3 separate regions of the Homo sapiens genome follow, and all the other regions are linked to region 3. Evidence: read pairs that join two places in POLR2A ChIA-PET (ENCODE). Cell type or tissue: CD4-positive, alpha-beta T cell. All regions are shown on one strand. Region 1 overlaps FGD3 (FYVE, RhoGEF and PH domain containing 3). Region 2 overlaps FAM120A (family with sequence similarity 120 member A). Region 3 overlaps LOC124902212 (a long non-coding RNA gene).

Region 1 (2,500 bases), 120 kb after region 3:
GTGGGCAGTGGGCAGCACAGCCATGGCCTGCAGCCCTGGGGACGGGGGCATCCCTGTCTGCAACTGGAGCCGTGTGGCCATGCGCCTGCTCTATACTGGGCACCGCGGGCCACACCCTCCAGGCACGCCACATGGATGAATATAGGTGTGCACCCACATGCCTGAGTGTGCAGACAAGCATGGCAACATTTTAGGGGGAGGCTGGACGCAGTGGCTCATGCCTGTAATCCCAGCACTTTGGGAGGCTGAGGTGGGCAGATCACTTGAGGTCAGGAGTTTGAGACCAGCCTGGCCAACATGGTGAAACTCCACCTCTACTAAAAAATATACAAAAAATAGCCGGGCATGGTAGTGGTAGTGGGTGCCTGTAATCCCAGCTACTCGGGAGGCTGAGGCAGGAGAATTGCTTCAACCCAGGAGGCGGAGGTTGGTTGCAGTGATGCAGTGAACTGAGATCCCGCCATTGCACCCCAGCCTGGGCTATAGAGCGAGATTCTGTCTCAAAAAAAAAAAAAAAAAAAAAAAAAAAAAAAAAAAAAAAAAACTGTGAGGACATGTGAGGAAGCCATGAAGAGCTGAGGCCAGGGTCAGGGGCTGTACCCTCCTCTGTCTCCTGTGCCTGAACTGCCTACAGAGGAGGGTGGTGTGGAGGCTGGAGCAGGTGTAGCCTGGGGCTGCCCAGTCCAGCCTTGGTTTCCCTGTCTGATTATGAACAGTGCCAGGTGGAGAGACCCCAGTCTCCTGCCTCCTGTCAGCCCTGCAACCCTGGATGACTCACCTCTCCTTTCTGAGCCTCAGTTTCCTCACCTGTAAAATGGGATGGGTGACTGGTCCCTGGGTCGTAAGCCTCATCACAGTACATAAAACCCCGACTGCGTTTGGCAAGTTGCTAATTACCGTTTCCTGTTACAATAGCCTGCAACCCCTGGAAAGGCCCCATCATTTGATGAAATAACTTCCTGGGCTTTTGAAGCTTGGTCCACACCCAGCATTTCCTCTCTGGGGAGGAGGTGCCTCCCTTGAGACACTTTGTTATGGGTGCCGAAACCACTGTTAAGAAGACTTTAGGAAAAGGCAAAGATATGTATCGAGTTCCCCAGGATGTCAGAGCTGGAACTGCCACTAGAAATGTTTATCTCAACCTCTCCAGTCAGGGAAACTGAAGCCTGCAGGTGTTTTTCTTTCTTTTTTTTTTTTTTTCCTGTTTAAAAGAAAACTACCTAAAATAAGCTTACCATTACTGTAGCTGAGCAGAATAAAAAGAGGTCTGGGATATGCTTTAAAATATTACAGAAAATTGGGGTGTGTGTGTGTGTGTGTGCGTGTGTGTGTGTGTGTGTGTCGGGGCTAGGGGCTGAGGGGCCATAAGAACAGCACCAGGCTGAGGTTTCTGGAGCTGGGGAGGGATACTCATTGCGGTTATCCCCACTTGTATGGGTCCAAAACTGCCTTAGGAAAATGCTAAACAACATACGCTTAAAAAAAGTTTAACATAAACTCTTCAGGTTTAAGGAGAAGGAGGCCCAGGCGCAGTGGCTCGCACATGTAATTCCAGCACTTTGGGAGGCTGAGGCGGGAGGGTTGCTTGAGGCCAGAAGTTCGAGACCAATCTGGGCGACATAGTGAGACCCCGTCTCAACAAAAATCCAAAAAATTAGCTGATGTGGTGGCACGTGCCTGTAGTCCCAGATATTTGGGGGGCTTAGGTAGGAGGATCGCTTGAGCCTGGGAGGTCAAGGCTACAGTGAGTTGTGATCACACCATTGCACTCCAGCCTGGAGAGCACAGCAAGATCCCAACTCAAAAAAAAAAAAAAAAAAAAAAGAAAGAAAGAAAAAGATGAACTGAACTGGTTGGGGGTGAAGAAGCAAGAAAGGGGTGGCTCAGATTGGGCATAAGCATTGGAGGCTGTGATGGGCTGAACTATGTCCCCCCAAATTCGTATGTTGAAAATATAATTCCCAGTAACTCTGAATGTGACTATATTTGGAGACAGGGCCTTTAAAGAGACATTAAGTTAAAATGAGGTCTCAGGTTGGGCCCTGATTCAATCTTACTGGTGTCTTTATAAGAAGAGATGAGGACACAGAGACACAGAGGGAAGACCATGTGTGGAAACAAGGAGGAAACTGACATCTCCAAGCCAAGGTGAGGCCTCAGGATAAACCAACCCTACCCACACCTTGATCTCAGACTTCAGCCTCAGGTAGTATTTTGTTCTGGCAGCCCCAACAAACTGACACCAGTGCCTCTGTGCAAATTCTGGCCGGGCACTTCCAGCTGTGTGGCCTGGTTTGTGGTCCCCGTTCATTGGCCCACCTGCAGGTCCCCCCAGCACCTGTCCTGCTTGGCACAGGAGCCCAAGGGCAGGGCTGGCTTGAGGGTGACAGGGACTCTCACTCGCTGTGCTGCAGCCCCCGGCACCTCTGTTGAATGGGCCTTGCTCCAAAGACACAGGTGAGGCGGCCTGGGCTCCCTCTGCAGTTTCTCTCACACCCAA
Region 2 (2,500 bases), 340 kb before region 3:
ATCTAAAAGTTTTCTTGATACAGCCTGATAGATTGCCCCCGGTATACGGGTGCCTCAGGGAAAGATAATGCTGGTAAAAGATTACCAAAATAAGTGAATCAGAGTGGTAAGGTGATAAATACACAAAGACATTTAAATCAAAAGGAAGAAATGCCAGGGCTAGGAATTAGAGGGAGCTCCTAAGATGATGTAGAAGAAAGCAAGAAGAGTACTTTAGGGGAAGCTCCAAGAGAGGATCATACAGAGAAGATGGCGTTCCATGAATGAGGGTGCAGCCTGGCCCAGGACCCAGCCTGGCCCTAGGATAACCAGCTGATGGGGTCAGAAAGGGCTGGGGGAGGACAAGTACTTCTAGGGGAGGCTCACCATGCAGAAAAGGGGTCTTTCAAAAAGACTGGGAACTGCAGTGTAAACAGAGTAAAACCGACTAAACCTAACTAGAAAGTAGAACTGCTGGTAGTGAAGTCTCAGGAAAGGATCAGTCCATATAAAATCTGCAAGCTGGGGTGTCCCAGACAAGGAGGCAAAAGGAGCTCGAAGGGCTCAGTGGTTGGGAATACTTGGCCATCACAAACAACTGGCATGGATGGAAACTCAAAATATATGAAATTGAATATGAAGTTAAGGAACACAAAAACCACTAAAATGAATACAATGACCTGAAACTAAACAGGTCCAACTTAAATGTTATTATACCCAAATACGAGGTCAATAGGATGTAGAACACCCAAGTGACAAAAAGCCTTCTGTAAAGTGTTTAAAAACCCAAGATTCAAGAAAACCAGAGGCAACAAGAAACATGTTTTTTTAAAAAAATAAAGCCAGCAAACATCTATAAAACATTTTTAAAAATTAAAACAACAAAATGCCCACCCAAAATAAAAAATTCCCGTAACCAGTTAGGACACAAAATCATACAATTTTTAAAACCCCAAAAGTCACATTTTGAAAAACTGCTCACTTAGCACATGTCTACAGCCAGGGGGCCCTGCCCAGGGTGGACTGCCACAGCCGCAGGCCGCCTCTGATGAGTACAGGCCACACCAGCTATGCAGGGCACCCACAGGCTCACTAAACCTTATGTCCAGGCAGACCGAATGGCCAGCCACTCCCAGGGCACAGGAGGAGGCAGGCATGGGGGCACCACCTGAAGGGAAACAGAGGCTGGGCTTGGGACTGGAGCCCATGCTCTGCAGGCTCAGCTCTCTGGGTACCAGGCTGCCTGACGCCTTCCATTTCTCTCATGCAACACTGCCAGCCACACTAAAACCATGAAAGGAGCACAGCGGCCCAGAGCAACACAAACAGTGGGAGCCTCTTCGAAAGACCAATATGCATCCAGCCCACTTTTCATTACTGTAAATACAATCACAAATCTTCCTAATTATAACACTGAGTCCAAAAACACATTGAAAGGATATTCAATGTATTTTCCTTATTAAAGATATGACCCTTTTAAGAAATATTGCCATTGGAAAAAGTTTAAATGAGCGAGGAAATGAGATGCACTCCTGGAATGCCTTCCCCATTGTTTGGGAGGCATTCCAGGAGTGTATCTCAACTCTTCCAGGTACATAAAAGATTCTCTTATGTTTCCAATCAAACAGAGTAACTTACTTAGAGCAAAGTAAGATAAACGCAGCCTCAGGCTTGGGTGTCTGTGCAGCCCTGGGGTTTTACCCATCCTGGCCCAGCCTGCTCTGTATCATCTGCTGCCAGGCTCCCTGTTCTGCAGGACCTGGGCCTGGGTAGAGACAGAGGTCGCACTCCAGCCCAGCCTCCAGGCATCTCCGGGACTGCAGCAAGGAATCCCAACAGCAGGTCTCCCGAGGAATAGGGAGTAACACATAACTCTTGTTTTCTTTCTCTCATTATAGAATTGACCACATCTTAGAAGCTATCTGACCCCTAACCCCATCCTACAATTTTACATGTTACATGAAATGGCCCAAGTGTTCTGAACATAAATGAAGTAGTCTTTGCATCTAAACCTAAGAAATTCAATGCCCACCTTACTAGCAGCTCTTAAGGTTACCATTGAGGTATGAAGAAGTCACCTTACATCCTATTTCCTACTGTCTTCTACCAATTTTAGGTTCTGAGTATGTCTAACATTGCATTCATAATCTAGTAATAAGCACGATCTACTACTAACTAATAAGGCAGGACAAAACAGAATTTGGCTCCCATCCTAGCTTTCCTCTCTGCAGATATTACCCAATGATTTAACAGTTGTTCTCCCTTGTGCTTCTGAGCCCGCAGAGCCCCAAAGCAGACGTGCTATTCTTTCAACACAACCAGGGCTGTGGACAGTCAGGGAGGACTTCACAATTTCTAACTGATGTAGCTGGTTCGATGACAGTCAGAGAGTTAAAAATTTACAGTGAATGAATGAATGCATGTAGTGAAATTGGTAAAGACACATGTTTAAAAGATGAGTCTAAGGATGCTACTTATAAAGAAAACAAAAATTCATAGTGCTGCCAACATACTGAAGATT
Region 3 (2,500 bases):
ATTCTGGCTAATACGGTGAAACCCCGTTCTCTACTAAAAAATACAAAAAATTAGCTGGGTGTGGTGGCGGGCACCTGTAGTCCCAGCTACTCAGGAGGCTGAGGCAGGAGAATGGTGTGAACCCGGAAGGCGGAGCTTACAGTGAGCCAAGATCACACCACTGCACTCCAGACTGGGCGACAGAGTGAGACTCCGTCTCAAAAAAAAAAAAAAAAAAAGAAACAGGCCAGGCACGGTGGCTCAGGCCTGTAATCCCAGCACTATGGGAGGCCAAGGTGGCTGGATCACTTGAGGTCAGGAGGTCGAGACCAACCTGGCCAACATGATGGAAACCTGTCTTTACTAAAAATACAAAAAAAAAAAAAATAGCTGGGTGGGGCAGCAGGCACCTGTAATCCCAACTACCTGGGAGGCTGAGAAAGGAGAATCACTTGAACCCGGGGGCAGAGGTTGCAGTGAGCTGAGATTGCACCATTGCACTCCAGCCTGAGTGAAACTCCATCTCAAAAAAAAAAAAATTACGGGGGTACCATGCTGGCCTTAGATTGCCTATATCCAGGCTTTTTTCATGTGAGAGAAAAACACATCCTAATTAGTGAAGCCTTTGAATCTTCAATCTCTGTACTGGCAACGAGACTGCTTTTTACCTCTCCAAAACCTTACTATCATTGGTTTTTAGTATATTACAATGATAGAAATTATTTATAGGTATCAAAAGGGGCTTAATTCTTTTGCAATCTGGATATTTTGAGAGTCATTATAGGCAGAAGAAATAACACAAGCAAAGTTGTACAAGCTGGGAAAGACAGGCATTTTCAGGGACACATCAGTTACTTCCTGGAGTGTCTGCCTGTCTGCTCTCGCCTTACTAAGAGAAAGAAGGTGAAGTCATATTGTGGAGACCCTTGCTGCCAGGTGAGACATGAATTCCATTCCCATCATGGAGAACCATGGAGGCAGGGTGTCACAGTGGAGACAATCTATGTTTCCATCTCCCTCCCTCTCTCTCTCTCATTTCTTCCATCCCTCCTTCTGTCTGTCTCCATCTGTCTCCCTTCTTCCTTCTCCCTGCAAGTCTTCCCCTTTCCCCTCCCTGCCTCTCTCCCTCCAGTTGCAGCAGGAGCGTTCTCAGGGAATGCCCTGTCTGGGACAGAACAACTCACAGGGGAACATGGACGGGTCGCACAGCTTGGAGAAGGAGTTGGAAAGCCGACACCCTCCACAGCAGGCGAGCCCAGCCCTGCTGGCACTCTGTGAAAGGCTATTTCTGTGTTTCCTGTGTTCAGACCAAGACATGCCATCCCTGCCTGATAAATGCCCCTTTGTGCTGGAAGGGTTCTCATAAACCCATGAGATGCTCTCAGCCAGACCCAACTGCACGTGGCCCTGAGCTCTGCCCGGCAACAGTACTGCTGGGGCCGGGACCCCTGCCAGCCTAGACGCCATCAGAGCCAGAGACAGGAAATGTGGCATTCTGGGGAGCCGCCCCGGAGGCTATGTGGCTTCTACACAGCACAGGCAACATCCACAGGTGGGACAGGCAGCCATGCCACAGTGAGGCCCCAGGTCACATGCAGAGGCCTGGCTCATGGCCAGACCTGCCTTAAATGTGGAGCTGGGAACTGAGGGGTCTGGCGACTCTGCTCCTTGGGATCCACTTCCTGAGCAGCAGTGGCCACAGGACGAGTCCCTGTGGTTGTTTGGCCCCACCCACCCCATGTCCGGCCATGAGGACACACCTCACATCCTACCTGATCTGTGTGTGTGTGTGTGTCTGTGTGTGTGTGTGTGTGTGTGTAGACAGAGTCTCGCTCTGTCGCCCAGGCTGGAGTGCAGTGGTGCGATCTCAGCTCACTGCAACCTCTGCCTCCTGGGTTCAAGCTATTCTCCTGCCTCAGCCTCCTGAATACCTGGGATTATAGGCGCCTGCCACCACGCCCAGCTAATTTTTGTATTTTTAGTAGAGACGGGGTTTCACCATGTTGGTCAGCTGGTCTTGAACTCCTGACCTTAGGTGATCCACTCTCCTTGACCTCCCAAAGTGCTGGGATTATAGGCGTGAGCCACCGCGCCCAGCCCCTACCTGCTCTTGACAGGAACCAGGGGGTCCCAGGGGCGGTCCCCTGCACAGTGCCACTTCCCTGGCAGCACCCCCACCCTCAGAACTCCACGTCCACCTTCCTTGGACTGGCATATTTCAACTTCCAAATTTTTCCTATAGGCTTCAGTTAAAAGGAAGGAATAGAACCAGAGGTTCGCCACCAAAGCAAGACTCCAGGGAAATTTGGAAGGAGAAGCAGCTGTGGAAACCAGCGTTTTCAGACCGTGAGGCACAGGTGGCCTTCAGATGAGGCCGACAGTGGCCGGGGCAAAGAGCAGAGGACAGAGAGCGAAGGGCATGCCCCCCTGCTTGCCGTCTGCAGTCGCATTCTCTGCAAATAAGGTCGTCTGGGACCCCTGCTTTTCAAGGTTATTGTCCCAGATGATGTATCTTTTTTTT

Evidence for each region. ChIA-PET counts read pairs that join two places held together with the same protein. Peaks named below come from ENCODE experiments on the same cell type or tissue, not always from the same donor. Only the 100,000 strongest peaks of a DNase experiment are listed, where the experiment ranks them.
Region 1: POLR2A ChIA-PET joins it to region 3 with 7 read pairs; 9 of 35 experiments call an interaction of 5 or more read pairs at or near these places.
Region 2: POLR2A ChIA-PET joins it to region 3 with 6 read pairs; 3 of 35 experiments call an interaction of 5 or more read pairs at or near these places.

What each region holds. Positions count from the first base shown.
Region 1 is chr9:93,027,040-93,029,539 of GRCh38, reverse strand. All of the region lies in intron 14 of FGD3 (FYVE, RhoGEF and PH domain containing 3), which reads right to left. Among named protein-coding and RNA genes, the nearest start is that of SUSD3, 30 kb to the left of the region's middle. RefSeq lists enhancers at 1-13, 14-515. In CD4-positive, alpha-beta T cell, no CTCF peak of the experiment used is centred here; a DNase peak (open chromatin) is centred at 969; H3K4me3 peaks cover 1,565 bases; H3K27ac peaks cover 2,500 bases.
Region 2 is chr9:93,479,676-93,482,175 of GRCh38, reverse strand. The region is part of intron 3 of FAM120A (family with sequence similarity 120 member A); the gene reads right to left. Among named protein-coding and RNA genes, the nearest start is that of FAM120AOS, 27 kb to the right of the region's middle. In CD4-positive, alpha-beta T cell, no CTCF peak of the experiment used is centred here; no DNase peak of the experiment used is centred here.
Region 3 is chr9:93,143,158-93,145,657 of GRCh38, reverse strand. The region is part of intron 1 of LOC124902212 (a long non-coding RNA gene); the gene reads right to left. Among named protein-coding and RNA genes, the nearest start is that of NINJ1, 10 kb to the right of the region's middle. RefSeq lists enhancers at 1,234-1,373, 961-1,833, 1,834-2,500. In CD4-positive, alpha-beta T cell, no CTCF peak of the experiment used is centred here; a DNase peak (open chromatin) is centred at 1,487; H3K27ac peaks cover 1,819 bases.